Regions from separate parts of the Homo sapiens genome. Here all the other regions are linked to region 3. The links are chromatin contacts, found by Hi-C or POLR2A ChIA-PET in ENCODE. All regions are on one chromosome and are shown on one strand. The core of a region is the stretch at or near the end of the contact, and the rest is flanking DNA. Distances in the headings are between cores, read along the strand shown.

Evidence for each region. Hi-C counts contacts between places; a loop is a spot of excess contacts on that map. ChIA-PET counts read pairs that join two places held with the same protein, here RNA polymerase II (POLR2A). Pooled maps may share reads with other maps.
Region 1: a loop to region 3 is called in a map of naive thymus-derived CD4-positive, alpha-beta T cell, with 10 times the contacts of the local background. The contact joins the promoter of ATF7IP here to the promoter of GSG1 in region 3. A Hi-C loop is called at or near these places in 1 of 168 maps with a recorded cell type or tissue (naive thymus-derived CD4-positive, alpha-beta T cell) and 10 of 50 pooled maps. POLR2A ChIA-PET finds 5 or more read pairs at or near these places in 1 of 52 experiments (MCF 10A).
Region 2: a loop to region 3 is called in a map of naive thymus-derived CD4-positive, alpha-beta T cell, with 33 times the contacts of the local background. The contact joins the enhancer-like site here to the promoter of GSG1 in region 3. A Hi-C loop is called at or near these places in 1 of 168 maps with a recorded cell type or tissue (naive thymus-derived CD4-positive, alpha-beta T cell) and 5 of 50 pooled maps. POLR2A ChIA-PET finds 5 or more read pairs at or near these places in 2 of 52 experiments (B cell and T-cell).
Region 4: a pooled map shows a loop between it and region 3 (10-fold over the local background). The contact joins the enhancer-like site here to the promoter of GSG1 in region 3. A Hi-C loop is called at or near these places in 5 of 50 pooled maps.
Region 5: a loop to region 3 is called in a map of natural killer cell, with 20 times the contacts of the local background. The contact joins the promoter of H4C16 here to the promoter of GSG1 in region 3. A Hi-C loop is called at or near these places in 4 of 168 maps with a recorded cell type or tissue (CD8-positive, alpha-beta T cell, ascending aorta, naive thymus-derived CD4-positive, alpha-beta T cell and 1 more) and 14 of 50 pooled maps. POLR2A ChIA-PET finds 5 or more read pairs at or near these places in 1 of 52 experiments (HEK293).
Region 6: a loop to region 3 is called in a map of CD8-positive, alpha-beta T cell, with 15 times the contacts of the local background. The contact joins the promoter of PRH1-TAS2R14 here to the promoter of GSG1 in region 3. A Hi-C loop is called at or near these places in 2 of 168 maps with a recorded cell type or tissue (CD8-positive, alpha-beta T cell and naive thymus-derived CD4-positive, alpha-beta T cell) and 11 of 50 pooled maps.
Region 7: a loop to region 3 is called in a map of naive thymus-derived CD4-positive, alpha-beta T cell, with 21 times the contacts of the local background. The contact joins the promoter of ETV6 here to the promoter of GSG1 in region 3. A Hi-C loop is called at or near these places in 1 of 168 maps with a recorded cell type or tissue (naive thymus-derived CD4-positive, alpha-beta T cell), 2 of 37 single-sample maps with no recorded cell type and 7 of 50 pooled maps.

Annotation. Positions count from the first base shown.
Region 1 is chr12:14,363,251-14,366,952 of GRCh38, reverse strand. ATF7IP (activating transcription factor 7 interacting protein) reads right to left here and starts at 1,271. Exons shown (of 15, transcript NM_018179.5): 1 at 1,126-1,271. LOC124902884 (a long non-coding RNA gene) reads left to right here. Exons shown (of 2, transcript XR_007063220.1): 1 at 1-1,604. RefSeq lists enhancers at 1,052-1,111, 1,582-1,641, 873-1,690.
Region 2 is chr12:12,008,203-12,012,103 of GRCh38, reverse strand. No RefSeq gene overlaps it. Among named protein-coding and RNA genes, the nearest start is that of BCL2L14, 61 kb to the left of the region's middle. RefSeq lists enhancers at 477-626, 1,787-1,836, 990-1,870, 1,857-1,976, 1,871-2,751 and 2 more. Within about 2 kb of position 1,388, at least 21 of the 41 ENCODE cell types and tissues checked have a DNase peak (open chromatin) inside an H3K27ac peak, as active enhancers do.
Region 3 is chr12:13,101,045-13,104,966 of GRCh38, reverse strand. It overlaps GSG1 (germ cell associated 1), which reads left to right and starts at 1,300. Exons shown (of 7, transcript NM_001080555.4): 1 at 1,300-1,502. The coding sequence starts at 1,455. It overlaps LOC105369666 (a long non-coding RNA gene), which reads right to left and starts at 3,537. Exons shown (of 2, transcript XR_931369.3): 1 at 3,227-3,537; 2 at 2,521-2,980. RefSeq lists silencers at 3,362-3,411, 3,692-3,921.
Region 4 is chr12:14,255,985-14,259,793 of GRCh38, reverse strand. No RefSeq gene overlaps it. Among named protein-coding and RNA genes, the nearest start is that of ATF7IP, 110 kb to the left of the region's middle. RefSeq lists a cis regulatory region at 1,395-2,324. Within about 2 kb of position 1,938, at least 40 of the 41 ENCODE cell types and tissues checked have a DNase peak (open chromatin) inside an H3K27ac peak, as active enhancers do.
Region 5 is chr12:14,768,675-14,772,566 of GRCh38, reverse strand. It overlaps H4C16 (H4 histone 16), which reads left to right and starts at 1,436. Exons shown (of 1, transcript NM_175054.2): 1 at 1,436-1,847. The coding sequence starts at 1,483. The coding sequence ends at 1,794. LOC105369669 reads left to right here and starts at 1,910. Exons shown (of 3, transcript XM_047429947.1): 1 at 1,910-2,667; 2 at 3,558-3,628. The coding sequence starts at 2,414. RefSeq lists enhancers at 1,624-1,953, 1,618-2,214, 2,215-2,810.
Region 6 is chr12:11,169,945-11,173,549 of GRCh38, reverse strand. PRH1-TAS2R14 (PRH1-TAS2R14 readthrough) reads left to right here and starts at 1,939. Exons shown (of 5, transcript NM_001316893.2): 1 at 1,939-2,128. SMIM10L1 (small integral membrane protein 10 like 1) reads right to left here and starts at 2,356. Exons shown (of 1, transcript NM_001271592.2): 1 at 1-2,356. The coding sequence starts at 2,193. The coding sequence ends at 1,987. It overlaps PRH1-PRR4 (PRH1-PRR4 readthrough), which reads left to right and starts at 1,925. Exons shown (of 10, transcript NR_037918.2): 1 at 1,925-2,128. It also overlaps a transcript of PRH1 not described here.
Region 7 is chr12:11,647,931-11,651,506 of GRCh38, reverse strand. It overlaps ETV6 (ETS variant transcription factor 6), which reads right to left and starts at 1,833. Exons shown (of 8, transcript NM_001987.5): 1 at 1,347-1,833. The coding sequence starts at 1,379. RefSeq lists silencers at 1,481-1,640, 1,651-1,700, 1,911-2,120, 2,411-2,650 and an enhancer at 2,831-2,930.

The DNA of each region.
Region 1 (3,702 bases), core at 22-2,521, 1.3 Mb before region 3:
TTCCCTAAAAAACTATTAATAAAACCAGGAGCACACTTACAATTAAAAAATCAAACACAACTGTATCTTACACACATGCATACAGTACAGTGTTTAAAAGAAAAAAACAGATTTTTTTTATTAATGGTCCACTTTCTTCAAAGAGGCCTCAGGGTAATGGATGTTCTTTCTAGAATTCTTCATCAGAAAAATTTACCAAATAAATGTTATAGCTTACATATCATAGCAAACAAAAATGCTAAGAAAATGAGTTGATTAATTTCAAAAGTAACAATAATCTAGCTGAAGCAGTAATGAACAAGTCACCTAAGAAACTTAAAACATGTAAAATTCAAATGCCCAGAAACATACAAACTGATTAAAATTAAAACTTTATTTACTTAGGATCAAACATTTAAAACCAAAATAATCCTCAGATTGAGATTTCATTTTCGATTATACTGTAATTTCTTCCACTATTCCCGTTCCCCCAATATTCCCAAAACTAAAATTGTTTCTGTTTTGTAAACATTCCACACATCCATAACAGAACAGGTAAAAATAGGGTTAAAAATGTATTTGCAAATATGCAGTTCAAATAAATGCACTTCCCGTGAGAACACCACTAGGTGCTGATCTTTACCACCGTAAATATAAACCTGAATCCAGTAATACTTTAAAACTGAAATTATAATCAAGAACCACAAATGAAAATCATTTTTACAGAAAATTAAGTCCACAATTTTTCAAAAAATCGAAAAAACAGAGAAGAGCTTGAGGTCGGCCCAGGAGTACAACATTAGAGTAATGTTTTTCTTGAAAATTGTGAGAATTTAAGGTTAACACAAAGAAACCCCTCAAGAACGAGGAAAATTAAATCTAGAACCCAAATGGCGTCCAACAAGAACATTAGATCTTGAAAATGAATATTGCGCTTGCGCAGCCACCGCCCCGCCAGCTGCACAACTGCAGCTAGAGCCCGACCCCGCAAGATCACGTGCTCCCATGCAGCGCCGCCCGCAGCTCCGCAACCGCGCAGGCGCAGACACAACTCCCGCAGCCGCCATAATGCGGTCTTGACTCTTCAGAAATACAATAGTAATTTAAGAAAATGTGGTTTTAACAGCCCCTGGGATTCACATATACCTTTTGGGGCGGAAGCTGAGGGAGGGGGAACCAAGTTCCTTCCTACAGAGCCGTCCCGCGCAGCCGTCCCCGACGTTGCCGCCTCAGCTTTTCGCGCGCTTCAGTCGCCGCGCCGCCGCTGCCACCGCCGCCGCCTCCGCAGATTCAAAAACAAACCCGCTTCTCCCTTGCACGCGCCGGGGCCGTTATGCAAATTAATATGGGCGGGGCTCCGGGGGGTCGTGCTATGTACCCCGCCCACTGTGCTATCAGCCAATAAGCTCAAGGACTAGCCATTCCCCATGCAAATTCTGGTTTTTTATTTGAATGAGGGACATTGGCCCCGCCTCCTGCGTGGAAAAGAGAAGGAAGCCCGAGGTGGTGGCGCTGCGTCTCTCAGTTGCAGTGTGAGGTGTGTTTTTTGAGTGGATCTTCCTCAATCAATAAGTAGCACTTTGTGAGCGCCCTCTATGAGGCTTAGAAAAGAAAGAAGGAAGGAGGTAGGTGAGAGTTTAAAGAGCAGAGGGAAAGATTTTCATAAAAGCCAGGAGTATGTTGATTTATTCATCATTTATGTTTTAAATTCACAGAATGTACTTTGAATTGTATTAATAATGAAGGAATGAAAAAAACATACTTTCTTTCAGTTGCTTGGTAACAGAGCAAGCACTTTTTATCATACTCTCTCACCAGAAGTTGTATTCATCCCATTTATTCAATTTCATGCTGGGAGTCGGCCTTTAATGAATTCCACAGGAGGTAGTGGACAAGTCACTGCCTTACTGGTTAAGAGATCTGGGTTCAAGTTCAACTACTGCAGCTTCCTTGCCGGTTCCTCGGAATAAGTGTGTTACTCAGTTTTCTCACCTGTATAATGGCAATCATGACTATAGTTGAACTAGGTTGGAAGCACTAAATGATAGAATAAATGTACATATGTTTTGGCCAGGTGCCGTGGCTCAGGCCTGTAATCCCAGCACTTTGGAAGTCTGAGGGGGGGTGGATCACCTGAGGTCAGGAGATCAAGACCAGCCTGGCCAACATAGTGAAACCCCGTCTCTACTAAAATTACAAAAATTAGCTAGGCATGGTGGTGCGTGCCTGTAATCCCAACTACTCAGGAGGCTGAGGCAGGAGAGTTGCTTGAACTGGGACCTGGGAGGCCGAGATTGCAGTGAGCGAAGATCTCACCACTGCACTCCAGCCTGGGCTACAGAGCAAGACCCCTTATCAAAAAAAAAAAAAAAAAAAAAGAATAAAAGTACATATGTTTTGCAAGGCAAGAATAGCCTGAAAATAATATTAGATGGTACCGTGTGGTTATTGTTTTTTTATGTAACTTCTCATTATATGAATGTATTGGTTCAGTATTTATTTAGCAATCACTGTGTTGTAGATCTGTTAGGTGCCTGTCCTCAAGAAATCTGTACTCTAGTGAAGAAGACAGAAAACTGAACAAGAAATTTTTGTAACTAATAAGAAATTAGAATAGGGTTGTTAATACTTATTTTTATAACTGGAACCATTCAATTTACTTAAAATATAAGGTGGCCTTTAGAAATATCACCTAGGGCCGGGTGCAGTGGCTCACGCCTGTAATCCCAGCACTTTGGGAGGCCGAGGCGGGCAGACCATGAGGTCAGGAGATCGAGACCATCCTGGGTAACATGGTGAAACCCCGCCTCTACTAAAAATACAAAAAAAAAAAAATTAGCTAGTCGTGGTGGCACGCGCCTGTAGTCCTAGCTACTCGGGAGGCTGAAGCAGGAGAATCACTTGAACCCGGGAGGCAGAGGTTGCAGTGAGCCAAGATCACGCCACTGCACTCCAGCCTGGGCAACAGAGTGAGACTCCATCTCGAAGAAAAAAAAAAGAAATATCACCTAATCCAGACCTAGAGAATTAGAAAAGCCTTCCTAGAAGAGGTCATCTCTATCATGATAAATGATTTAATTAATTTTTTGCCTAAAAGTTGGACCTCATTGGGACAGCAATGAGGAATCATTTAAAAGGTTTTAAGTCGGGATATAACACAATTAAATTTGCATTGTTTAATCGCTAAATGTTGTAACATCATTAGCACAGTCCTTAGCATATACTCAATAAATTATAGATGCTCAATTATAATTTATTTATTATAATTTTCATAGTACATCAGTGCTCAATTATAAGTAGATGCTCAGAAAATTAGAAATATTGATATTAAATGTTACACTCCATAATAATAAGAGAAATTGGATTGGAATACTAGAGCCCATTATGTTTCTCTTTTTATGTCTTCTGTAAGCATATAAAAAAGAATCATTTTTATAATAGTCTATTCTTTTTTTTTTTTTTGAGACAGAGTCTTGCTCTGTTGCCCAGGCTACAATGCAGTGGCGTGATCTCAGCTCACTGCAACCACCACATCCCGGGTTCAAGCAATTCTCCTGCCTCAGCCTCCTGAGTAGCTGAAATTACAGGCGTCCACCACCGCGCCCAGCTAATTTTTGTGTTTTTAGTAGAGACAGGATTTCACCATCTTGGCCAGGCTGGTCTCAAACTCCTGACCTCATGATCCACCCGCCTCGGCCTCCCAAAGTGCTGGGATTAAAGGCG
Region 2 (3,901 bases), core at 139-2,638, 1.1 Mb after region 3:
TGCAGTGGGAGATCTGTGATGCGCTCCGTCCTATCTCCCCAGGGAACTCTTATACCATGCAATGCCGTCTGCAGTTCTCAGTACCCTGGCTAGATCTGTTCTCAAGTTTGGCCAGTTTCTTTTTTTTTTTAATTTTATTAAAAAAATTATCTTATGTTTATTAAATTTTTTAAAAATTATTTTCTGGTTTTTAAATCATATTTATTATTTTTTATTTCTTGGCCACCGTTCTGACATAGAACGTGCAAGTGCCTATGCAAACCATTGTATCTGTTGCGGGGGTGACCAATTCATTTCGGTTTGCCTGGGACTTTCCCAGTTTTAGAAACAAAAGTCCTCCCTCCCCCGCCCCGGCCGCCCCATGAATCCCTTCGGTCCCAGGTAAAGCAGGACTGTCAGTGATCCCAGAGGTAGGTGAGGAGCTAGGGGCACTTGGTGTGCACAGCACATCCCAACTGGCACTGGGAAGGAAATGGAATTGCTAGAACAAAGTGCAGCTCCTAAGTCTTATATGTCCAGACTGAGGGGAGTGCCTGGGAGGCCGCAGGGAGGAGCCCAGGGCAGCTGTATGTGGGGAGTTGACCTCAGGTCAGAAGCGCATGGCTGGGCTTGGAGTACAGCTGTGGGCAGGCTGCAGTCGGTCCAGTCACCTCTCCTTGGGGGCTAAGCCAGGCCTTCCCTTTTCTGAGCTCTTGATTAATTTAATGGAGCAACTGAAAGAAGAAGAGGACACAACAAAGGATTGAGCTGGGCTCTCCACCTCTCAGGAGTTTCCTGGGAGCATGTTTTCCCCCAGGAAGCCTTCTTGTCACTGGAGGACATTGATTGTTGCAGGAAGCTGAGGGAATCGAATAGTCAGGGCAACTGTCCTCTGCAAAAACCCTGGGTCAATAAAACCAAAATGACTGCAAGATATCCTGAGAGAGGTGGGCAAAGAAGGCACGTGGATGATTTTTCCTCCTGCTTTTCCCAGCGTTTCTACACACACACACACACACACACACACACACACACACACACACACACGCGCACTTGGGGACAGGTATAGGATGGTTACATTTTGTCTCTCTTCACTTCCTATATGAAGCATAAGAAAGCATTTGGTAAATCTAGTCCTAAGTGTGTTGCCCAAGTCAAATCCAGCGACCCCCTCGCAGCCCCCTCCCCAGAGGTTACATAGTTCCCACAGGGTGCAAGAAAGGGTTATTGAAAACAGCAGGTTTATTTATTTTTTTTCCATAACTTCAGCACTTCTGGTAAATCTCTGATCCAGCATCTAGTGGTTAACCACTGATACAGGAAATGACATTTAACGTTTTTATCACTCAGCCAGAAATGGAAGAACAAGGCGAGTGTGTGTTTAGGGAAGATGGATGGCTGCCCACCACCTTCGTCTTAAAGGCACCCGGCTCTTTTTCTGATTGCAGGGGCTGATAGGCAGCTCACTTCCCCTCTGCCTGCTCGCTCCACTGACGACAATGAGTGGGAATGTCAGGAGAGCAGGAACCCAGGCGTTGTCAGCTATTGATGGGGGTGAAATGGGCAGCATTTGGTTCCCCTTTTTCAGGAGCCGTTGCATGGGGGGACAGGCAGGCCGGAAATGAGTTCGGATGCTCGTGTTCAGGCACATGGAACCACAGCATCAGCCTAGGGTGTCTGAACCCGGGAGGCCACGTGGCCGGGATGAGACTGTGAACAGAGCCCCACTGCCCATTGCTAAGCTGAGGACACTCAGCAGAGACCTCATTAACCCTCCAAGACAACCAGCCAAGCAAGAGTGTTGAGCACCGCAAACCACAGCGAGAGAAATTACAGCTGCTTTCACTTGCAGTTTTCCTTAGTCACCCGGTTGTTCCCCATTTCTTGCCTTTTGGGGATGAGGGGCTTTCAGTGCAGTTACTAAGTGGATTTCTTGTAACAACGGCAACAGTTATAGATAGTCACTCACTTTGTTAAGTGGTAAGTAGTTTAGATTCATGATGTTAACCTGCTCTAGGTCTAGAGCTGGTAAGTGGTATGGCCAGCCAGGATTTGAACCGAGGTCCATCTATGGCCAAAGCCAACCCTGCCCTCCAGACATCTGATAGCAAGTGCCGCCCTAGGCCCCACTGCCCTGCCCAGCCTTTTGCTGATTAAACAATCTCTTGGCTGGGTGCGGTAGCTCACACCTGTAATCCCAGCACTCTGAAAGGCCAAGGCGGGCAGATCACTTGAGGTCAGGAGTTCAAGACTAGCCTGGCCAACATGGTGAAATCCTGTCTCTACTAAAAATACAAAAAATTAGCCAGGCATGGTGGTGTGTGCCTGTAATCCTAGCTATTTGGGAGGCTGAGGTGGGAGGAGTCCTTGAACCTGGGAGGCAGAGGTTGTAGTGAGCTGAGATGACACCACTGCACTCCAGCCTGGGTGACAGAGCAAGACTCTGTCTCAAAAAACAAACAAAACAAAACAAAACCCTTGAGGTGGGTCTGGGCATCAGAGTTTTATGTTTCTTCAAATAGTTCTAGTGGGCAGCCAGCAATGAGCACCGCTGAGCCATGCTGTGATTTCTTGAGCTCAGAGAGCCAGCCGGGTTGGCCTTTGTTGCCAGTGCCCAGGGAACAACCCTTAATGTTTGTTACACAAATGAGTCTCTGATCGCTCTACTTTGGTCTGCAGGGCAAAACCTCTACAGAGAGGGAATAGAGGAAGAGATGAGTCACACCCATTGAGAGCCTGAGGGTTCTCAGCAGATTCTAGCTGTGAGTGCCCCTGGTGAAGTGGGGTAGGTAAGATCAGGCCAGGCATTGTTGGCAGAGACATTCTCATATCCGAGAATGAGAGCCCCACATTCTCGGATAACATTTCCCTTCTCTTAGTAGGAAGTAACGTGATCCCATTTTTATGAAAAGGATCACTCAGGTGCGAAATTGTCCTCCTCCTCCCACTCTCTGCATCCTGCCTGCAGATTCTTCACCCTGCAGATGTGCCTCTGTCAGCACTAGGAGGCAGGGTGGTTCGGGGCGAGCCCTGCCTGCTCTAGGAGGCAGGAGAGTTAGGGTGGGCGCAGAGGCCACCCAGGACGAGGCCAATTGCTCCTGGGGAGTCACGTATTGATTTCTGCTCTGCCTTGCTCTAGAGATTTGAGGCGAGGGCCACTCACAGTCTCTTGGAGCCTCAGTTTATTCATTCATGTACTTGTTCTGAAGAGGTGATAAAATTTAAAGTGTTTTGAAAAGAAAATTTATCCTTGCCTCCATGAAGAGGAGTAGATTGCTGTTTGACTTCCAAGCCTTTCCAACAGCGCAGAGTTGCATGTGGGTGGGGCTGGGCCCACAGCTCAGCTTTGGGGTTTTGTACCAGAGGGAGCTGGAGTCAGGGGGGAGGTGTGGGTCCTCCCTAGTGCAAGTTTCTTCTTCAAGACCCATCTCTTCCTCTCCATGCCCTCTCTGTAGAGTTTTTGCCCTGCAGACCAAAGTGGAATGATCAGAGACTCATTTGTGTAACAGACACTGAGGATTGTTCCCTGTGCACTGGCAACAAAGACCGTCTGGCTCAGTGGCGCCCACCGCTGGCTGCCCACTAGAATTATTTGGGGGAAACTTAAAAAACTCTGATGCCCAGATCCACCTCAAGAGATTTTTGTTTAATAGGCATTAGCATTTTTTTTAAAAAACAATGACTCTAATTTATTTTACAGGGAGTAGAGAACCACAGATCTAGATGGAGAGACAGATAAGTGGGAAAAAAAAAACCCACTATGATGCAGAGGATGATATGCTCTGGTTTTGGCAAATGCAAGTGGCTACGGCAGCACAAAGTTAGGGCCGCTCACCCAGCCCCGAAAGAGCTGTGAAGTAGGAAACATCACAGCCGAAGTCTCAAGAACAGGAATTAACCCAGGGAATCTGGCCTGATGGGG
Region 3 (3,922 bases), core at 51-2,550:
CTTATAACGGACATCTTGATCAATTTAAGATGTGCCAAAAATAAGGCATGTTGTTCCATTGGGGAAGTTATTGGCACTTCGAGATCCGATGTTCTCTCTTAGATACTTCCTTAGGTAGTTTAGGTCATTAAATAAAATAATAAATATTTCTTGAGCAGCTACTATGCCCTTGGCACTATATTAAGCACGATAGAAGTAAAAAACCAGATTCTGTCCTCAAGCAGCTTAGAATTTCACGAGAGAAACAGACTAACACACCAAAAGCAAAGCAGGCATGCTGTATGAGCAAAGAGGAAATGGGGAGTAAGGAGGGCTAGAGCCACAAGGTAGTGAGACTGGAATCATGTGCCCTGAGGTTGTGTAAGATTTAGGCAGGGCAGCAAGGAGAAGGAAGGGATCCCAGTGAGGGGAACCCTGGCAAAAGCTCAGAGGAGGACTGAGTGTGACAGGTTTCACAGGGCAGAGGGCCCCATCCAGACTGTTAGCTGGAATCCTGGATGAGGCCCTCTTCCAGTCTCCGAGAGTTATGCCTCCATATTAACAGTCCCCAAACACTAATTATGTATTCATTAAAATGATGTTAGTGAATGTTTGCTGGGTTTCCAGATACTAGCCCTTTAGAATGGTAATTTCTGTACATTGTTACCTTTTCAGGGAATGGCCTTGAGTTGTGCCATCCAATACAGTAGCTACTTGCCATGTGTGGCTGTGGAGCCCTTATGATATGGATAGTGCAACTGAGCAACTGAATTTCTAATTTTATGTAATTTGAATTCACTAAATTTTAATTTTAAAATGAAAGTAGTATAAAATATTTTTCATTAAACCCAACTTTATTGTGTGGGGAGGGCTACATTTTAAACATAGTATTGTATAACATATGATTGCTGTATCACAGTATGTGTGTCCAATTTACTTTTTTTAATGTGGCTACCAGAAAATTTTAAATGACATATGCTGCCCACATTGCATTTTGCTTTGACAGCACTGGTCTAGAGTCTCACAACTCAGTGTGGTCTGGCTGGACTCACGTGAGAGCCATCCCAGACTCTGCACTTGACTAAGTCAGGATCTGCACTTGACTAAGTTCCCCAGGTGAATCTTATGCACAATAAGATAAGCACTGATCTGGACGACCTCAGAAGACATCCAGCCACTGGTAGGTACCCAGCATGACCCCCCCCAATCCTTATGGGAGGAGGCTGAGGGAGCAACAGGGAGACCCCTGACTGCCGTTGTGACATCACAGAATAAACCCCACGGGTCACCCAACCCCGCCCTGGCTGGTGTCTGGCCCTCAGGACATCCTCTCCAATCCACCACACACCACCTTACCCCTCTGCTGGCAAGAGGGGACCTGATTCATCCTCACGCTAAACACTCATTCTACCCAACTGATTGAGACAGAACAGAAGATAAACTGAAACTTCTCTGCCTTCCCGCTGCAAGAGTGAATGAGCGATCCCTCTCAACTGACTCAAAATGTTTGCCTCACCCAGGAGGTAGGTACAGTGATTTTGAAATCTCATGAACATCTCATACACATATCTTTACTGCTGGATTTGTAACACAGGTTACACTAACTCATCAATTTCATGTATTTCACATGGTCACAGTAAAGAGCTTGGAAATGCACTATAGGGTTCTACAAAATGGAATGAAAATGTGTCACTCAGCCCAGTTTTCATAGATAAAACTGGTATGTCCATACCTTGGCCTATTACCTTTTCATCTTCCTTCATTAAAACTTCCATTTCTTCTTCCCTTGTCTCATCATCTTCCTTCTCCTTTCTGTTCCCAGGGCTCCCTATGCCTCTCCTTTTTTCCTTTCATCTGCATTATTCCCGTTGCCAAAATCTGGAGCCTGGTAAAGGCCCAGTAGCGGTGGCAACAATAGAGCTGTGTGTCACCCCAGTGAGCTGAAAGAGCAGACATCAAGCTCTATGCCAGAGAACAGTGGGGCATCCCCAAGGTCCTGCTGGAAGGCAGCTCTGATCTGGAACTGGGAAGGACAACACACAGTCAAGCTCTTTCTCGTCTCAGAGAATCCAGCAGAATCTTCAGGGATCCTTCCAGACCAGGAAGACTCTCACACTCTGCAGAGAAGTTGCGGCTTGTTTAGCATTTGACCTACATTCAGAAACGACCAGCCTCCCAACTTTCAGCTCTAAGGATTACTTAAAAAAACAAATGGTGTTCATTCTCAGATATCTTGCCTTTCTCAGGAGAGAAAAATGAAGCTTGCAATTAGCCAGCAAACTAGCACATACACAAACACACACACACGTACATACACTCCAACACAGGGAGCAATGTGGTATGTTGTTGACCAGCTGGAAGTTAGGATCTCAAAGGAAAGAACAGGATAACTTAAGAGGCACTTCTGGGACTGCAGAGCTGAGCTGGTGGTTCTGAAGAGCCATCGGAGTGTGGGTTCAGGCAGCTTCCCTAATTCAGAAGCAGCCCCAAGTGAATAGATGACAAAGAAGTGGATGTGAACATGACAGAAAAAGCCAGTCATGGCTTAGAATAAATTTTATTATTGTTCTTTATCAGTGGTTTTCCAGGAGAGACACAGAGGGAATATGGGAGCGTCTGGTTGCTAATATGTACCTGAGAAGTATAAAGTACACTTAATCCATTGCCTCAATCTGCAGGAGGTCCCATAAATCTGGCCTGCAATCTGTACATTTTGTTAAAGGTGACTGTGCCTTGGCTTTTACTGAGTGGCAGCCTGGTGATGAGTCAGGCGAACAGTCCTCAAAGATTGCCAGTGTTGACTTTACCATTTACTAGCTTTGTGGCCTTGAGCAAGTCAAACCCTCCGAATCGGAACCCTCACTTGTAGAATGGGGATGCCACGTCCCTTTCAGGCTGGTTGTGAGGATTAAGGAAGATGTCTGAAGGGTCTAGCAAGGTGTCTGCTGGTAGCACAGGTGCACTTCCCCTTCGTTTCTGCTTAGAGGCACTCTTCTTCTACCTGTTTTCGATTTTCACAGAACTAAGAAGGACAACTCTTTGCCCTCATTTACCCCTGAGGGTAAATTTAACCCTCTGGGAGGTTAAGTAACTTGGCCAAAATCCTCAGTGCAGTCGTGCATTGGGTCGTAAATAGAACTCGGATCTGCTGAGGGGTCTGGGTGGTGAAGTCCCGCCCTGGGGTCTTCCCAATGAGACGCAGACATCCCCTTCCCTTAGAACGGGAGCCTGGGACCCATAGCTTTACCGGGCAGAGGCAGGGAAATGCCTGACTTTGGACTCCAGCAGCTCGACACATCCCGAGCCCTGGCCCACCGGCCTGGGTGTAAGGAATCCCTCCGACTACCCAGTCTCTCCGCCCTCCCGCGCAGCCTCGCCAGGCGGCAGAGGGGACGCGCCTCAGGTGGCCTAGCGCCCCGGCCCAGCTCCGGGACACATGTGGCCCCGCCCTCCGCGGCTCGCCGGGTCCCTGGCCTGCCCTGGCAGTCCCTGCTCTCTGGGAGGGCCCCCGGGACACCGTTCTCAACCGACGGAGGAAGACCCAGAGGAAGAAACAGCCCGGGTACCCCCGCCCGACCCGGTCAGGAAGCCATGGGTGGTTGGCGGCCGCGGGGCGGGGCCTCGCAAACAATGCCAAACACGGCCGGCCTGTCGCCGCGGCAACGCGCCCCGCTGCTAGGCGACCGGGCGCCGTAGTAAACGGGAGAGACGGCGCGTTACTCATCAGGGTGGGAGGGCGCGCTCGGAAGTGGAGATGGCGCGGCCCAGGCACCCCCGAGAGGCCCCACCCGTTACGCCCCCGCCCCGCCCCGCGGTCCCCAAGCGCCCCCGGCCCCAGCCGGCCTGCTGGCGCCGTCACCCGCGCGTGAGCGATTGCCCCACAGGATGTGCAGATGTGGCTGCCCCTCTGATTCACTCCAGCTGCTTGGGGCCTGGAAGAAAG
Region 4 (3,809 bases), core at 689-3,188, 1.2 Mb before region 3:
TGAGGTGGCGGGTATAGTATCAGCTTAAATGTATGGATTTTGGAGCCAGAATCTTTACCTGCCACATTATAGATGTGTAACGTTGGTAAAGTACCGAATCATTCCAAACTTCATTTTCCTCATCTCTAAAATGGGGACAATAATTCCTAACTTGGAAATGTACGGTGTGTATGTTATAATTTAAGATAGGAAACACTTGGTACTGCCTGGTTTATAGTGAGTTCTCAGTATTATGGTTATTACTGTTTTTTAAAATTTATTTATTTATTTATTTTTTGAGACAGAGTTTCACTCTGTCGCCCAGGATGGAGTGCAGTGGTGGCATCTCGGCTCACTGCAACCTCTGCCTCCCTGGTTCAAGCAATTCCCCTGCCTCAGCCTCCCGAGTAGCTGCGATTACAGGCGCACACCACGACGCCCAGCTAGTTTTTGTGTGTTTTTTTTTAGTAGAGACGGGGTTTCACCATTTTGGCCAGACTGGTCTCAAACTCCTGACCTCAGGCAGTCTGCCCCCCTCGGCCTCCCAAAGTGCTGGGATTACAGGCGTGAGCCACCACACCCAGCGGTTATTACTGTTATCCTCTCCAGCCTACTGCATCTTCATGTGGGGCAATTCATTGTTCCCTACCAAAAAAGAAACAAATCCTAAAGAAAGAAAAGACCTATCAGAATCCCCAGCAGTCCAGATCTAATAGTTAATGAAATGGACGTAGAAGAGCTTCATGAGTTACTTATTTGTGTAATAAACATTAAATAGAAAATGTCAGCAACATGTTTCGTGTGTTTGATTTTCGCACATTAATAATGTAGAGTGGATTGTGTTCCAATTTTCCATCTATGTATCCATGGTAAAAGGAATAAAATAGCATTTTCACATCTTTCAGCTGATCTTCTTCCTTTTCCCTTCCCCAGTCTCTTAGGAATATTTCTGAAACCTACAGCCCTGCTTATAATTGAGCCTGTGCATGGGAGAGTCGTAAGCTCCATGCCCTGCCCCCCAGCTCGCACCAGGGCTGACTTCAGTCAGAGAAGCCCTGGGTCTGGAGGCATTTAGTGCCTCTGGAAGATTCTAAACATCTTTGGACACTTAGGGGAGAGGGAATTTACACACACACACAGTGTCCCACCAGGCCGACCTGGACTTTGTGTACAACTCCTAGGAATTTTTGGTGGGGAAGGGCTGTACTGGTTCGGGAAGGTTCTGAGCCAAACTTGGCCACAGGCAGTGCACAGCCTCCACAGCTGCAGACCACAGTTCAGTCTACTAGACAGTGTTAGAGGAGCCATTTCAGGGTGGGACTGATCAGATCTTAGGAGGTTCTGGCACTTGGGGGAGGGGAGCGGAGGACAGGATTATCATTCCATTGTTACCTAATACTGCTGTGTCTCTTAGTTGAGAAAGGCATGTACGGCTTGTATGTATTTCTGGACGCAGATGAAAAGAGAATGTTGACAGTATTGGGTATGGGTACTGCCATTTCATGCATAGGGCTGAAGGAGGTCCGATAATGACTTGTACAAGTGCCACTTGTATGTGGGGCGCTCCCACAACGCCTATGTTCAGTGTATTTTGAGGTTGTGCAATACAGCAAAGCTGTTGGAAAGGTGGTGTGAACTGCAGGGTGTGAAGTGCTGTTCCCTCTCCTTCAGACCCTCTCGCACATTCCCCCCCCCACCACCAGGCACACACATGAAACTACAGGAGACACATAATCCTCCCCTCCCCCAACATTGCAGACAGCTTTCTCTGAAAACTGATACCCTGAGGCCCTTTTTCCCTTACCAGCCACAATTAGGAGCAGCAAGACAGAAAATGCGGACTGGATTATGGCACAGAGACAGTGCTGTGTGATTTCTCTTTCTGGAAGAGGCCACTGTCCACGCTCCAGGCCTTATATTTCATCTGACTTTGCCACTACTGGCAGCAGCTTTAGGCTCCAGCGAGTCCAGGCCAAATCCAGTTCTTTCTGCGAAGTCCATGCTGGATTTTCTCTTTCACCCTAGTGAAGTCTCTGCCGAGGCTGTTGTTCTCAATCCAGCTCAGAAACTGGCTCAAACCGCCCTGAACTGGATTTGGTGGCTGTTGAGACACAGTTTCTGCCTCTTTGTTAGGGCGGATCCGGCCTCATTCGCGCTTCAGTTTCCCTCCCTCCTGTTTTCCCAGAGTCATCTACAGCCATTCCCCTCCCCCGGCCTCTCCAGTTTGGCATTTTTTTTTTACCCTTCCCTGGGCCAAGACCCCATAAAGCAGATTAAATTCTTTAATAAAAAAGTGGATTTAGATTGTAAACCTTCTGCTTTTATTACATTAAGTTCTGCTTTCCTCAAAGTTGTTATCTAACCAGTTGACATGGTGCCCTTAAAATCTTGGCTCGCATCCTAACCTAGAAATAACTTTAATTTTCACTCTGGATGGGAATAACTTTAAATTTCCCATCAAAGACTGAAGGGCTTTGGTGCAGTACATTGTTCATTTCCGTTTTGTAACCATATTTAAATTAAAACAATTTATTCATTTCTTTGCTGATAAATGACATAGTATGTGTAGAATTTTTAAAACAGTCACCTATACTGGCTTGTCTATTGCAACTGTGCAATTCCTAGAGGAAGAACTAAAGAACTGGGATGTTTTTGGTTTTCGAACCTGTAATTGTAACCCTGAATCCGATTCTATGAATTGTACAGTGACGAAGGCTGTTGGGGGAACACGTGGGGACCATTCCTGACAGAATACCGGTGGACACAAAACTGGGAATGTGACGAAATAAGGAGGATAGGACACGCCTGGGTTTTTGCAAGTTCCCTTTATAGAAAATTTAAACATTTCTTATGTTTTGGAACTAGATAGAGGTGACGGTTCCATAACACTGTGAATGAGGTAGATGCCACTTAATTGCACACTTTAGAAGGGCTAGTTTTATGTTATGTGGATTTTGCTTCAATAAAAAAGGGGCTTTGTTTTAAGAATTTCTCATTTTCTTTTTGTGTTTTTTGAAAATTCAGAGAAGAGACAGATAATAACCCTAATCTGGGTGTGGCTTCGTTGCGTGCTTCACGACTCTCTGGTCTCCCTCTGCTGGCCAAACTGCGCAACATGTCACCATGTCCCAAGGCCTCTTGAGAATGTCTCAATTTTATGTCGAAGCACAAATGCAAGGCTACGTTACTAAGAATCACTCTCCAAACCTGGTTTCATGTGCATTTTACGTGTGCAATATACTGAAAGAAGAATCAGATGTTTTGTTTCTATGATGTTACATAGGATTAATTATATATTAACGATTTAAAATTTGCCCCTAAGTCTCAAAACAGAGACAAAACCGTTGTCATTTCCCCTGGGCTTAAAACCAGAGTGAAATTGCTCATTTAAGTGTTTAGTTTCAGTAGAGCATAAAGCCCTGGAAAAAAAACAATTACAACAGTAGATATGGAAAAGCTATTTTTGTACACAGGAGGGGAGGGGTTGGCTTTGTCTAGTGAGTCAGTACGCTCAGAAGGATGTGGGTGCCGGTTTGGGCTAAGATAATCTTCAAAATGTATGTTAAAAGGACGTGAATTCATCAGTTGAATTTGTTTTTGTGAGATTTAAGAGTCATCAGTTATTGTGGGAAGGCACACAGTATATGCTACACGGGATTTTCCAAAATGTTCAGTATCAAAGGGGATTCAAGAAGGGTAGAGGTCAAGCCATCCAAACTGGCCCTCTGATTCTTAGAGATGCTTTTATTTTAGGATCTTTGCATTTTTCACTCCACCTTGAAATCTCCACCCTCCCCCCCCACCCCTTATTCCTCTCTCCTTTCACTGTC
Region 5 (3,892 bases), core at 187-2,686, 1.7 Mb before region 3:
GATGGGGTTTCACCATGTTAGTCAGGATGGTCTCGATCTCCTGACCTCGTAATCCGCCCTCCTCGGCCTCCCAGAGCGCTGGGATTACAGGCGTGAGCCACCGCGCCCGGCCCCATTACAATAATTCTTATCTCTTCAAGATCTGATAGACTTTTCCTCTTCCCTCTGAGTCAAATATTAAAATCATGAGTGAAGTTCGACCATTCAGGACTTTTTCCAGCCATTCAAGACAGTGTTCCAACTCTTTTATCTTTAACAAAAAGTAAAAGAAAAATAAATACCTTTTGGGTTATGAAGATGGGCATGGATTGAAACAAATGTAAACTATAGGCATTTATAAATATAACAAAATTTTACCATAAAGTCTTCCTGCTGTAAAGGCTTATCTTCAAGACCAGGGACAAAGAAGCCCCACTTACTAAAATTCATTGCTCAGAATCCTAATTAACTACCTGGGAAAGACTTATGACTCATCCTCTAAATAACAGCTGCTTTTTAACACAGTAAAACCTTTAGAGAAGACAGGGTCCTGACACCTTTGAAGAGCGGTGACACCTTACAGAAACTTTCGTTTTTGTTCAGGGATTCTCTTGAGAAAGGAAGGGATTCAGAACCTCCTGAGGGGATTTGCAGTAGAAATCATTATTCCAAGTCATGATTGTGGCATCCATTGTTTTACAAGAACTTTGAATTTTTAAGTGGAAAATGTGAGATGAGAACCTGAGATTTGAATGACATAAGACATTGACAATATTTCAACTAAATAACCACAGGAAGTTACTTGGTTGAAAAGCACACAGGCTCTTGCAGGGCAGGAAAACCTGCAAATTGCGCAGAAGCAGCTGAAAGGGGAATGGCGGGGGTCGGGGGGAGGTGGGGGTGGAGTGTAGGTGGGGGACGGGAAGCTGCACTTTCTTTTTTCAATTGAAAGAATTTTAATTATCTGCAGGGCCGTAAAAGAGAAAAAAGTCCTCTCCCCCTACTATGTCTTCAGAAGACCCACGTGTGAAAAATTTTAAATTTTAAGTAATTGCTTTGAAATCTCGGATGTAAAGCTTTTCAGGTTTTTATAGAGTTTCATAGTAAGTCAGGAATTCCGTTTGAAAAAACAGAAGGAGGGAGGGACAGAACAAGGAACGTGCATAGGATCTGGCCTACTTTTATTTAAGCGCTGAGAAAAGGCAATATAAATTCTTTTAGCTCATACTGTTTTAACTTTAAAACGTATCACCATGAACCTTTCTCCAAACATCAGAAAAAATTTTCCCAAAAGAGCAAACAACAAAAAAATCAGGCTGGTTTCGCTGACTGCTTCCTGGACTTAACAACTATAGCATGTCTCCAGAGGTGGGGCCTAGAGCTCCGCCCACTTTTTTGATGTTTTCAAACAGGTCCGCATCGAGAGACTATAAGCCCTGGTCTGCGACTGGCAATCACAGTGGGCAGCCCGATTTTCTGCTGAGTAGGCGCTGTGATTTCAGAATGTCTGGGCGAGGTAAAGGTGGCAAGGGGCTGGGTAAGGGAGGCGCCAAGCGCCACCGGAAGGTGCTGCGGGACAATATCCAAGGCATTACAAAGCCGGCGATTCGCCGTCTCGCCCGACGTGGGGGCGTCAAGCGCATTTCTGGTCTCATCTACGAGGAGACCCGGGGAGTCCTCAAAGTCTTCCTGGAGAACGTGATCCGTGACGCGGTGACTTACACGGAGCACGCCAAGCGCAAGACCGTCACGGCCATGGATGTGGTGTACGCGCTGAAACGCCAGGGTCGCACCCTTTATGGTTTCGGCGGTTGAGCTGTCCCCACAGCTTCTCTACAGACTCCAAAAGGCCCTTTTCAGGGCCCCCAAACTGTCACAGAAAGAGCTGTTAACACTTCCTAGATAACGGGTAAATATCAACCCTTTGATGTCGCCTTCCGGATACCGGAAATGGGATATTCGCGGCCCGAGCATCTGCTCGGGATTAGACTTGGCGGGCACGGGGAGAACTAGACCTCAAGGAGGGGGTTCCGCCTGTGCTTAGGTACGACCCTGGAGGTGCCGCGCAACGCAGTAGTGACCTCCCAAAATCCAGACACCGGATTTTGTTTAGAAGAGTGCTTGTACAAAGCCCTAGTGTTAGAACTGGTCATGGTCTTCTAAGCGGCCGAGTCGTTGGCCCATAAGCACGTATCGGATGGCTTCCATGTAAATCAGGGCTTAGGTGACTTCCTGCTGGCCTTCAGGGGTGAGCGTCACGCGTCAAGGGCGGTTCGTGCGTGTGCAGGGCTTGCTAAGTCGCAGGAAATGGGAGGTCGCAGCACGCCGCTACCTGCAAGCCCGAAAGCTGAATGCAGCTCTAGTGTGGCGCGTAGTCTTACTGGGTACTATTTTACTTAATCGCTGACGTTGAGTGAGAGGTGACCAAGCTCAGATGCTGAGATTAAGGCGGCCGGGCGAAACTCGCGACACCCTGCGATTCCCTCTTAGCCAGCTGCGTAAAGTTGCCTACGCCAAGCGGGTAGCGTCCTGCTCGGCCACCTGGCGGCGGGCGTGGAGTTGGCAGGCAGGCAGTGGGGGTCACGCCGGCATGAAAGGCCAGATCACCTGCAGGTCGCCAAGTTGCCGGGAATCCCCCGCTCCGAGCAGTGTCATGCCCATCACAAATAACCCTATCGCAGCCGGGAGGTAAGCCCTGGCTTCCGAGTAAAGGCCCTGTTCAGAGCAGCCTGGGGGTCTAGAAGGGAAACGGGTGGCGGGTTAGGTTCTAATAAGTTCAGTGAGAATGTAAGAGAGACAGCTGTGGGATTACCAAGCGCGTGGTCCTACCCGGTACTCCCGGGGTGTAGTGAGGGTCTTGGAGAAAGGTGGGGCTGGTGCTACCAGTTAAGCGCACTTTCCAGTAGGCGAGGGTAGGGGGCGGAAGACCTGGTGATCAGCCTGCGTCCAGGCCGTAGGGGTCGCCCCGGCCTCCGGTAAAGCTCCGTATAACAGCCTCGCTCTACTCCTGGCTCTGTCCTTCCTAACTTCTCATTAGGCTTGGCACCCCAGGATGCGGTGTGATCCATGCCGCGTTAACTAATCTGCCCCTTCTCTACCTTTTCTTTTTTCCTTTCTTTTCGAGACCAAGTCTAGCTCTGCCACCGAGGCTGGAGTGCAGTGGCACGATCTCGCCTCCGCCTCCCGGGTTCAAGCGATTCACCTGCCTCAGCTTCCGGAGTAGCTGGGATTACAGGCCTGCGCCACCACGCCTGGCTAATTTTTGTATTTTTTTTTTTTTTGGTAGATACGGGGTTTCACCATGTTGGCCAGGCTGGTCTTGAACTCCTGGCCTCAAGTGATTCACCCGCCTCCGCCTCCCAAAGTGCTGGCATTTCAGGCGTGAGCCACCACGCTTGGTCTTGCTCTAGCTATTCTAAACATGAAGAAGTCATATAGCTTCCTTGGTGCGGTGGGCTGAAGTCACTCTAAGGGAGTTTCCCAGCCCCAGGGGTTAAAGAACTGGAGTCAAGATTGGAACCCAGCTGGCGAAGGATTCCGCACCGCTAGATCTTGACATTTGCCTCTTCTTCTGCCAGGAAGGCTCCCCTGTTCCTTTTTGCTGACGTGTCATTTCTAAGTACTTTCTCCTACTCCATAAAGACTTCAAGTGAGTACACAATACTGGTGTTAGTTTAATTTCTAAGACAGTGAGACACTCGGAGAAGTTCAATTTTCTTTAATGCAAGTGAAAAATTGAGTTACTTAAAAGAAATAGAGTCTGGCATACTTTCGTGCCCTCGATATTTGTTGCATGACCAAATGAGTGATTTTGGGTTTCACATAAATTAAGGATGAAAGTTAGGGCCCCGATGGAGGATAGAAATACTGTAGATATTTGTATGACAATTAAAACTCTTCCTTAAGTATTTAA
Region 6 (3,605 bases), core at 690-3,189, 1.9 Mb after region 3:
TACACTTCTGATATTTTAGACTAAAATGTTTTGGCTTATCGCAGTCTAGGAAACCTGTCTTGGGTATATAAAACAGACAGTTGATGCACGATTAGGGAAAAATAAGGCAACCTATGAAAATGGCCTTATGGATTAAAAGAAGTGAGCTCCTATATGGTCAGTGGAATCCAGGAAAAATTTAATGGAAAAAGCGCCACCTAAGCTTAGCTTTAAAACACAGAGTATCTTCAGGTAGAAAAGGCTATAGGAGAATGTGCCCAAATGGAGTTTGGCTGGAGACAAAGAATAAAGACTAGAAAGAACAATTACCCTAGGCCAGACATGGTGTTGGACGGGGCAAGATGCTTACTACTTAAAGCCATAGAACACTGTTTGCTGGACACAATGAGTGGAATATAGAACAATGCAACTATTTTAACACTTTACCCCTCTTAGTGGTTTATTAGTTAATTTTTTCCTGAAAAAAAAAATGCGTATACTACTTTTTCTGCACTTTTCTATATCAGATCTTGATTTAAAACTTTACCACTCTTGGTGATTTATTATTAGTTTTTTTAATCCGAAGAAAACATGTGTATACTCCTTTTTCTGCATTTTTCTATATCAGATCTTGATTGGCTCACCACCATTACACACACACACATCTCTTTTCTCCCATCCTCCCAGCGTTATAGAATCATTTGTTGTAAAATCAGTATTCAGTATTTACATAATTATGACTGACTTTACATGACTACTATTATTCACAGTTGAGGTATACCGTGTATACAGTGTAGTTTTTAAATTTTTATTTTTCTCAGCGTTCAAAATTATATGTTCTGTTTTCTTAATTTTGAAAAATATGCATTCACTAATTTATCCCCACACTCTTTGGAAAATGAAAGCTCTCTAGGCTGTATTCAAATACACCAGGTACTCTATCAATTTTCATTTTTTAAACTATTCTACCTGAGCTCTCCATCTTTAGCCATTTCCTGTTGACTTCATACTGTTCTCCCCTACCACTCTCCCTCTTTAATATATTACCGTTTTAGAAACTTTATGGCTACCCTGTAAGTAATAAAAATGTCTTTCCCCACTCAACAACAGACAGTACCTTTCAAGTTTCCACTTTATAAGGACATAACCCCCATTCCATTTACTTCCCCCGCCCTCCTTCAACATTCCCACTTGTATTTTCCGGCTGTATTTTTAAAACATGGTAAATAACATTTGCACTCCACTTTGTAACCATAATTAAGTATGCCCTTAAACAATAAAAACCATAAACAACATTTGTATTTTACGATTATTTAAATGTTATTCACTGAACAGCCAAGCTTTGTGCTACTATGGGATTTCGTTTTCTGCGGTTCCAAGTCTTGATCCACGTCCTGCCACAGGATCACTGAAGTAGAGCCCATTTTCTTACACTCTCGCCATTAGTTCAAAAGCTTGCAGCATTTTATGTCTGGTACTTGGAGGATGATTTTCCTGTACAGTTTTGCGTTTTTTTCACCGAAAATTTCTGATTATTATTGTTTTCTCTTGTGGGATGAAATATGTACCTTCTATATCACAGCCTTAATACCTTCAGCTTCTTATTCATTGAAATCTTGCTTACAATCCAGTCCGAGGATTCCCGGTTTACTGATTTTCTTTTTCCTGCAAATTTTAGCCTTCTGTTTTGTTTTGAAATAATGCATCCTCTGCGCTTTGTCACATTCTGAAATTCGTCAGGTGTTTTAGGATGCACACTTTCTTAGATGTTTTCGAGGGTCTTAACTGCAGTTCTGTTTCCGGAACAGCGTATTCTCTTTCTAGGGATTGTAGGCTCCCGGCCGCCCCCTGAGGAGCTCCGCTAGCAGCTAAGAGGGCAGCCACGAAGAGCGCCTGAGCACTCTCGCGAGACTGTGGGGCTCGCCATTGGCTGCTCCGCCGCGCCGCAACGGACCCTGGGAGTCGGCCATCATGCTGGCCCCGGAGGCCGTTAGCTTAGTCATGGCTCTAAATATGTACCTGCAATCGGATGTTGAGGATCACCGAGCCCGCGACGTAGAAGTACGGGAAGTTCATGCGCAGCTGCCAGGCCAGCTCGAAGAAGGCGAGCAGGGTGCGGGAGAGCCCCTTGCAGAAGACGCCGTACGAGGTGGGTGTCGCGGCGGGGCTTGAGGCCCTGACGGCCAAGGAGGACGGAGCCGCCGCGGGGGCCATGAGCCAGGTGTCGCCGCCCGCCCAGCGTCTGTAGCGAGGGTTGCCGCAGGGCCCGCGGACCTCCTAGCGACGGCTGGGACCGGCAGGACGGTAAGCAAAGCGGCTCCCGGGCTCACACCCAAGCTTGCCGCTGCCGCCGCTCGGTGCAGTGCGGCGCGTAGCCCCGGGCGCCGCTGGCGCTCCGCCCCTTCCTGTCTGCTTCTCACTGTGGCATTTACCATTTAGAGCTCAACTGATGGTAGGTGGCTCTGGAATAGGATGTGTTATATAGCATGTACGAACATCCATGCAGATAGTTCCACTTTAAAATGAAAAAATCTAAGCGAGATGTAACTTGCCGTAGGGCACAAAATTTGTAAGGGCCAAAGCTAGATTAAAACTTTAGTTTGTCTGCTGTGTTATGTGGGATGTTAGGAATCTTACCCTTTTGATTTCATAATATTAATATTAGGGCAAGATGATTCCTACGCCAATAAAAGCACAAGGTCTCTGTATTCATAATATACCATAGACATAAAAAGGATCACAATCTTAGTCTTTGGATTTTTCTATTTATTAGGAATATTTAAATTGCAAGTGACAGGAATGATAAACATTCAAGCAAAAAACTAGTGGACACACACGCGTATATACATAAGGACATACATACAAAATTATATTCCCAGCCATGTAAACCCTTAAAAAGTTCAGATTAGCTGTGGAAGCTTCAGCCATTTCTGCATGGAGATGCATCTGTGAAACCTGTGGCTAGGCTCCAAGAGCTGGAATACTACTCTGTACTTCCAAACTCTTTTTTTGTTGTTGTTTTTGAGACGGGAGTCTCGCTCTGTCGCCCAGGCTGGAGTGCAGTGGCGCGATCTCGGCTCACTGCAAGCTCCGCCTCCCGGGTTCACGCCATTCTCCTGCCTCAGCCTCCTGAGTAGCTGGGACTACAGGCGCCCGCCACCATGCCCGGCTAATTTTTTGTATTTTTTGGTAGAGATGGGGTTTCACCGTGTTAGCCAGGATGGTCTCGATCTCCTGACCTCGTGATCTGCCCGCCTCAGCCTCCCAAAGTGCTGGGATTACAGGCGTGAGCCACAGCGCCCGGCCTGTACTTCCAAACTCTTAATACCATTAGAGTAACAGCACAGTGAATCTCTAATAGCCACAATACTTTTGTTATTTAAATGGTGCACATTTCATTACCTTCACTTATCTCCCATTTTAACTAGAAAGCACTGTATTTTTTAATCGCACACACCGTCTTCATTCATGGATTATTCAAATGTGTGATTTCTGATCATGACCTTAAGGTTACAGTCTTGTTCTGAAAAGCATTGTTGAGATACCACACATCGCACCGTGCACTGCATGTCTAGCAGCTATTCAGAGCACAAGTACGGTACCCTAGAGTACCTCTGTTTCTATAT
Region 7 (3,576 bases), core at 584-3,083, 1.5 Mb after region 3:
TGAGGCAAAAACAAAGAAGCCCAAACCACCTTTTGATTTCACATTAGCCTATCCTCAAACCCATGAATATCTTTTCTGATAAGAAACACCAAAATGTGATTCTAATTATAAAAAACCTAGTAAGCACGTATGATGAACTACTGCGTTTCCCCTACACAGACTCTAATTGAAAGGCAGTGTTAAACCAGGAAGGGTTTTTCTAACTCCCCACAGACGAAGAAAACAGGTTATTTGTTCATTGTTGCTGTAGTGTCCATTCAGTGAACACACATTAAATAGGCCAAACCAAAAACAAACTTCAGCAGCTTCAGCCTCTCACAAGAGCGGAAGGCTTTCTACCTGGGTACTGGTGGAACAGCGAAATGAATAAAGTGTACAATAAATGCAGCGATGGGAAAAATAACACGGGTAGATGGATAAATCATCCTGCCTCCCAATGGTGGCAAACTTTACAACAACTTTTTAGAAGCAACAAACCGCAGCACCACAGTCTTTACAGATATATAGACATGCATACACACAACTACTGGGTAGCCCAGCAGTGTGTTTACAAACATCTACCGCCCTGCATTTACAGAGTGCTGCTTAGATAGCCTCTCTGCACTGTCAAACACAGAAGGTCATTTTGCCTGGTTGCTTAGTTCTTCCTCTCCCTCCATCACAGGAGTTTTCTACTTTGGGATTGCTCAACTTTCATATGGATCGGAGTAAAATAACTATTCAGCAACTTTATTCACCTTGGTTTTAAAAAAAAATTCATTGTGCAATGCCTAGGAAAAGCTGACACCAGGACTGTCTCTCCGACAGCGCTTGCAATTACAATCAGACGAGGGGGAAAAAAATCCTGTCTGATCAGACCCAGAGAGTCCTTTAAAAAAATAAAAAGATTCTATCGCAGTGGAAACTGAACAACTTTTTTTCTAAGACGACCACCCCTCGGGAACAAAAGTTATATTTCAGTCACATGTTGGGTGTAGGAATAGGGAGCAGGTTTTTTTTTTTTGTTTTTTGTTTTTTTTTTTTTTAAGCGCACTAATTACGGGGGTGTTTTACGGTTCTGGAGACAATCCGGGTTGCTCTGACCAATTGTGACCGGCATTTCATTGTCAAAAAGCAAGGGGGTGGGGGCCGAGGAGCCGGCAGGGGCTCGGCGGTGGGGGGGAGTAGCAAGGTTACGCTAAAGGGTACAGCAGCCACCGCGAGCTGCATCTCTTTCCCTCTCGCCCCAAATAATTTCCTGCGAACAGAGCAACTGCAACAGCCTGCTCTGAGGAGCCCAGCACGACTGCCCTGGCCGGTGCAGCTCAGGGTTTCCACCACGTAGAAGGAGGGGAGAAGATTTTTACCTTAATGCTACACTGAGCAGGAGTCTCAGACATGTCTCACAGCGAGAGAGATCAGGAAGTTCTCAGGTTTTTTCCACTTTCCTTTCCTCTCCCCAACCCAGAAAGGCTCCACGGCCAGCCAGACGCGGTCATTTAAGAAGTTTCTTCCAGCATCTCTCCCGGCAGCCGCCCCGGGGGTCTGGAGCGCGCGGGGCGGGGCGGGGCGGCCGGCGGAGTTGGGCGCGCGGGGCGGCGGGGGCGTGGGAGACGGGCCCGAGCGCGGCGGCGGGGTCTGCAGGTCGCGGCGCGGCGCGGGGACCCGGGACGCAGCCCGGCCGGCCTCCCGGTCTCTCCTCCCACCCGCAGCCGGCGCCCCCGCCCCCCGCCCTCCCGCGGCTCTCCCTCGCTCTCTCGAATGTTTTCCTTCCTGGAAGAGAGAAACTGAAAGGCAGAACTGAGAAAGCTCTTTGCTCATTGATCTTGAGAGTTTCAGTGCAGAAACTGACGTGAATTCCCAGCACTGAGCTCTGCCTCTTAAAGGAGCCACCAGGAAATAAAAGCTCGGGTTACAGCCCGGCATCGGGGAAATAAAAGCTGCGCGGGGGAGGGGCGGCCGCGGGGGCGCGGGCGGAGGAAACCCGGGTAGCGGGGCCGCGTGGGGCCGCGGCTGCGAGCGGGGCGAGCGGCGCAGCCCCCCAGGCCGGCCCCCGGTGCGGGCGCCCGCCCTCCACGCCGCGAGACCTCCCGCTGGCCGAGCCAATTTCCGGGCTTAAGGAAGACACCTTTAAAAAACGTTACATTGTGGCCCCAGACACCACAAAACAGGTTTTATTAAACTCCTCCCACCTCCCCTGGCTCCGTCTCTTGGATACATCGATGTGCACAAGGGTTTTGAAACGTTTCACTAAGCGCAGATGCAACGAAAGTAATTATCTATGAAGGGCCATTCCGGTTAGGACGCGGAATCCGAAGGAGGAAATAAAACAATAGCCTTTGTTCTGCTTCTCGACCGCTGCCTCTTTAAGAGAATCCACCAGGAAATGGGAGATCGGGTTACAGCCTGCACACGGGGAAATGTGGGGAGAGCGGGCGCCCGAGCGCGACGCCGGAGACAAAGCCGGGGCGGCCGCGCCGCAGACGCTGGGGGACCGTCGGGCGGGGGGATTCCCGGGGAAGGTGGGCGCCCCGGAAAGAGGTGGCGCCACGCGCCCGCTCGGGGATGCGGCGGCCGCGGGCGCTTCCCGAGCCGAGCACGCGCTCCGGGAAGGGAAGGCTGCAGGGCAGTTATCAAAGGCAGCTGAGTTCCTTTTCCTGACCTCCCCCTCCTGTTTCGAAATCCACTGCCCTTTTAAAGAAATAGCGGCCGCTACCAACCGAAATAGGTGACTCGACTACAAAGTTGGCAGGACGTGTTCCTGCAGATAATACCCCTCCCCAGGACCGCTTCTCTGAAACCGTCATTGGCCGGTTGATTGGATGGCCCTGGGATCCTGCAGGGGGAGGAATATTTGGTTGGAAAAGCAGTTGAGGGGGGTTAAGGCCGTTGGGGCTGAAGGGTCTAGCCCTGAGCACAAGTGATCTGATCACTCTATTATTTTTATTATTATTTACACTCTCTTAAAGTGTCCACCACAAAAAACTGAGAACATTATCATTATACTTAAATTCTAACCTTGTTAGCACATATTGGGGGTTTAATATGTGGATGTGTAATGTAAAAGGAAATTTGTTATAATTTCTTAATAGAGTAATATATTAAATATGGTATAAATATGTATATACGCATATATACCCATATATGTTACCTGCACTGGACCAGGACACATTTCCCCGAGTCTCCCCACCCTACAGATTTTTCCTACCCACTTTCCTTCACCTCTTCACATTATCAAATGTGTTGAGACTTGTACACACAATATTTTTGTTCACACATTGATCAGATCATTACGAACGAGGCTAGGGTGGGAAAGAGTGCTGTTGCTGGGATGATGGGAACTGGTGGTTGTGAGCCTCCAGGAACCTGAACAGGTTTTGTCAACTGGTAGTCCTGCCCTCTCTCCAAGAGATCTCTGTCTTGTCCACACCGACTCCTCTGCCTTTGACCACCCCCTTCTCCCCTTTAACAATTTTCTGTATTCTTTTGCTTTTTTTTTTTTTTTTTTAAGACGGAGTCTGCTATGTCGCCCAGGCTGGAGTGCAGTGGTACGATATCGGCTCACTGGAAGCTCCGCCTCCCGGGTTCACGTCATTC